2 separate regions of the Homo sapiens genome follow, and region 2 is linked to region 1. The links are chromatin loops, found by intact Hi-C in ENCODE. Cell type or tissue: B cell. All regions are shown on one strand.

Region 1 (2,500 bases):
TTCATAAATTGTTTGTAGAGACCCAACTATAACTTCTGTCCATCTTGTGTTATCTCTTCATCATTTTTAGACCCCCAGCTAACTGTGCCAACTCCTACTACTTTATGACCTTCTTTAATTTCTTCCAATAATCAGAAATTGTAAGGGACTTTTATTTTTCTGGAGTAAAATTGCCTGAATTCAAGTCCTCCTCTACCACTCACTTTTCTGTGTGACTTTAGGCAAGAGACTTGAAACTTTCTTTGGTCTCAGTTTCCCATCTTAAATGGGAGAAAATAATATCAACTTTATAGAGTTTCTGGCAAGGTAAAATATTGTAATAAACTCTTGGCACATGGTGAAACATAAAGACACTAGAAGAGTTGGTACTTACTAAGCCATTATATCCAGCCTTTAATTATTATGACTACACAGTGCAACAACTTCTAGGAGTATCCCCATTTTAGAAATGAGAAAACACAATGGATTCTAATGGAAAGAGTGAAGATTAAAGCACAAGCTTCTTATCTGTTATGTTCATAAATGTCTACTAGCATAGACTCCGTAGTTCTCTAAGGAATTTTTTTATAAACACAATTTACAATAAAGCAAATTCGTGTTTAGTGAGTCCTACAAGCTTGTCTCCCAAATTAAAACTTTTTTTTACTACTTCATGAAAATCATTCTTAAGTGCAACTGGATTTTTTTTTCTTCAAATGCATTGCAGTGAAAAACACGATGACTTGGAATTTGATTTATGATTTGGAATTACTGCCATGATTTATGCTAAGGTGCGTGAAGTTTTACCTACTATTGCTTTTGAGCCATCAATGCAGATGTCAACATAGTGGAAAAGACAAACGACATCTTCATATTATTATGAAAATAATTTTGACCTCATGAACCCCCTGAATATGTCTCAGGTACCCTCAGGGGTTCATTGACCACACTGAGAAACACTGACTGAGCAGCCACCTAAAATCATGCATTTTTACTATATTCCACAAGATGGTGATATTGTAATGTGCATCAGAAATTAAAAGTTGGGTCACAATTGAATAATTTAAAAAAATTGTTCACTTTCAGAAAATTATGTGGGTAAAATATTTCCTTCCTTCCTTCCTTCCTTCCTTCCTTCCTTCCTTCCTTCCTTCCTTCCTTTCTCTCTCTCTCTCTCTTTCTTTCTTTCTTTCTAGAAAATTTACTTGGTGAGCTCTTGAAACACCAAGTCCATCTTTTCTGAGTCCTAACTTTCATCATGGAAACTTGCTTTCTAAATACGGCTTTACCAATGGCTGCCTCCTACAGAAACCTAATGTTAATTTGGAGGATGACATTTTGCAATTGCGGAAACCAACAGGCTCTTGGAACCTTATCATTTAGTGCTTTTTAATTAAGAAAATTTTACCTTCTTCCAAATGACAATTTCACTTTTGTAGTTGCATATCACATGCTCTGGAATTCTATGAATCTTTATTGGAGAAAGGATCCCTCAGTTCTGTGGTTCTTACGCCTTTTATGTTTTGAGTGAAGGAATACAGATCCACTTGTGAATTTGATAAAAGCTGTGGATTCTCATCCCAGAAAAATGTACATGCATCTATGTGAAATTTTGCATACAATTTCACATGGCTCATTGTATTCTGAAGTTATTACTTGGATTAAGAACCTCTGCCTTAGTGGAAGAAACTATTGCCAAACCTCATATAGCCCCTTCAGCTTAGGTTAAAAAAAAAACAGTTGATATTAGAGGAAAGAGATATAAAGTCTTTATATAATCTTACTGCTTTGTCCTTATTACAGACTTTGTCTATACGCTGTAAAATAGTGTTTTCCTCACTTAAACATCCCATGCCTCTTGTTGATAAGAGTACAAATGTCATGCACCCATCAGAATTCTGATATAGATTTTTTGCCAAAAGGGACTTTTCTCTTCACCTCCCGAATTATGCTGTATGTTTTTCATATCCCCCACTAGTCAGGAAGATTTTGCCAGGCTTTATTTTTGTATTTATGTTGCAAAGCAGTGCTACCTTTTTCATTTTTTAGGTATAAAATTATAATATTTAAAATGATAGTTTTTTTTCAAATTATCTGCAAACTACACTACCTTCAGAGCTTTTGACATTTTTTGAAAAGTTCTACCTTCTGAAATTCCTACATTATTAGACTTTCATACATTTAATTTTTGTAGACATTTCTTTTGGACTATTTCCCTATGGCAAATAGTCTAGAAAAGGGAACCTGTAAAGTCACTGATTTAAGATATCTTCTGAAGAATTTTTTTTTTCATAAAAACAATTTTAGAGAGTCTGGAAATGTTTTATTTGCATTTTTTAAATGTATGTATTTTGGCTTAAATATGTAAATAAGAATATGTAATATATGTTTTTCTGCGTGTAGCTTATTTTATTTAACATAATATCTTCCAGTTCATCCATATTTGGCAAATGAAAGACTTTCATTCTTTTATATGACTAAATAATATTCCATTTTGTATCTGTACCACTTTTTTATTCAT
Region 2 (2,500 bases), 200 kb after region 1:
CTGGGGCTTCTGCTGAGATGAGATATTGAGTCTCAAGACTCAAGACAATTTTATAATATTAGGTTGAGCAATTTACCTGTAGTTTTCTTACTCTGTAACTAAGTACTAGGGAAAATTCTACTTTAGTAGGGCTGATGCAATCTTTGGCCCCATCATGTTGAGCACCAGACCACATTATTTCCCAAAGATTGGACTGTGTTATCAAGTGAAGTGTTAATAAGAGACTGAAGTATTTTTTTTCTTTTTTGATGAAAAGAAAAAAAAATATCAAGTTAATCACTGAGAACAGGATTTTATCAAATTGAGGCCCATATCAGTTTCCTGTTTTCCTCAAATAAAATGGAGAGACAAAGCAGCCTTAATAATCTTAGTGAAAACCAGATTAGGTGTAGATAAGCCACTTTTAAAAGGCTATTTCTTGCATCAAAAATAAAAGAGGTTGATTTAGATCAATTTCCTAGCTCCATTCTTGAGTGAAACATTTATCTATGGTTCCCTCCATATGGAATGCCATAAAGCTAGGTTTTGTTTCAAAAACTATTATGAAGCATCAACCAATGTATAGGAACACTGATATAAAACCTGTATGAGTGTGACCTATGCCTGTGACTTGACCTAGAGTCTTATCTGTTAGAAACCACTAATTTGAGAAGCAACAGTCTGAACATATTCCCTATCGCTCCAGCAGGATTGTTTTGAGCTGTATTTTTCACAACATTTGTGTATTTTTAAATCTGCTTCACTGCTAAGTATCTATACATAAGAACACAATAGATTTCATCTTCCTCTGAAAACTATTGTGTCAACTTTCATAAACTTTGACCAGAGTAGAACAAGGAAATGCTCTGGGGATCAGAAGCACTCTGACCTGGCCTGCGCTTATTAAAAATGGAGCAAAGCAAAAATAATTTTAGTATACTCTGCCTTCAAGGCCTTGTCTTCCTGAGCTCTGGACTGTCCTCTGTAGGGAGCAAAAGCAAGTCAGCTTTTCTAGGGTACCGGGCATATTTATGCCAGAAGTTGGAGCTTTGTTTTCAATGTATGATCTGAAAGTTTAGCACTTCATGAAGTGAAGTGATTTGGTTATTTATCCTTATAGGGCCAAAAGGCTAACTTTACTTCTTCCAGGAGCCTTAAGGACCCCAAATATGGTATACCTGTATTTTACTATCATTAGAAATTTTTTAAAAAAGAGGAAACAATTGTGGCCACTCTGAATTAGCTCCAGGTGTAGATTGAAGTTAAAAGTTGAGGGTCAGATTTATTTTTGGTCAACCTCCACGGGACCTGCTTCCTGTCCATTGTCAATAAAAATGCAGCTACCCAACACTCTCTGACACCCTTAGGTGATTAATTGTCAGAATAATTGGGAGCAGAGGTTTGCAGAAGACAGTAGTTTAATGCTCCTTGCAGTGGAAAATGTAATTAACTGCATCAGCATATATTTTTCCTTCTTCATTTCATCTGAAGCTCAAGTGTTGGTCCTTTGCCTCTATTTAGTGCACAATATGTTGGCTATTTAGGAAGATCTAATAGTTAGAAATGCTGTTTCTTTTAGTCAAAAGAAAGGAAGCCAGTAAGAAAAGAGGCTAATATTGATTCTTCTTCAGAATCATCTCAAGAGCCAAATGTCTTTCTGGTTTTTTAATCATACCTGTATGGGAAATATTACCTTGAGGGCACACTCCTGGATTGTCCTGTTTGAGTAAATTGTGTAGTTAAGGCTGAAACTCAAGGGGAGCTTTCTGAGGCACAAGGTATACATGACACTAGAAGGATGTGTTCCTAATGTGAACTTCAGTATACCAAAAAAGACAGAAATATAAAGTTACAGTTGTTTCAGGAAGGGAGGAAGAAACAAACTTACATAATGTTTCTCTGTAGTTAGGTAGGGCCGAATACTAGCAAGCTCATAAAGCAATTCACAAGCCCTATTGAATCTTCCTAGCTTTAGCTGTGAGGCTTAGAGGTAAAGTTTATACAAGGAAGAGAGAGAGTATAGCCAAGTTACAGAGTGAACCAGTGTCTGAGTCAGAAATAGAACTCCTTGCTTCTAATGCTGTGTTAAGTCCCAGCGCCACACCCTCACTTCTAGACGGCAAAGGTGGTTGTGTGTTCAAGCAATGGGAGCTATGAATAGGGCCACAGTGGCAGTTTTCCCATGCCCTCTCTTCAGGATTGAGAATGTAATGTTTTCTTGTCTGTCCTTTCTCTCCCACAAAGTTTGATTACTCAGAGCAGCAGAGCAGAAGTGCCAGGCATTTGCAGGCTGCTTGCTGTGGGTGTAATATATATGTTCCTGGAAACATAAAACTGAAGTGAGGGGATGGATGTGTTAATTAGCTTGACATAATCACCTCATGTAGTATACATATATTAAAACATCGCCTCGTACTTACATAAATGTAGTTCAATTATGATTTGTCAGTTAAACATAATGCAAATAAAAAATAAAATGATTGAAATCATAAAAAATCTGAATGGAAAACTGGGGAGATCT

Evidence for each region. Peaks named below come from ENCODE experiments on the same cell type or tissue, not always from the same donor. Only the 100,000 strongest peaks of a DNase experiment are listed, where the experiment ranks them.
Region 2: a loop joins it to region 1, with 10 times the contacts of the local background. A loop is called at or near these places in 3 of 110 quality-filtered maps.

The regions. Positions count from the first base shown.
Region 1 is chrX:78,554,597-78,557,096 of GRCh38, forward strand. It overlaps the pseudogene UBE2V1P7. Among named protein-coding and RNA genes, the nearest start is that of RTL3, 100 kb to the right of the region's middle. In B cell, a CTCF peak has its summit at 973 (motif pointing right); a DNase peak (open chromatin) is centred at 965.
Region 2 is chrX:78,751,757-78,754,256 of GRCh38, forward strand. The region is part of intron 4 of LPAR4 (lysophosphatidic acid receptor 4); the gene reads left to right. Among named protein-coding and RNA genes, the nearest start is that of LPAR4, 5.3 kb to the left of the region's middle. In B cell, no CTCF peak of the experiment used is centred here; no DNase peak of the experiment used is centred here; H3K4me3 peaks cover 694 bases; H3K27ac peaks cover 1,914 bases.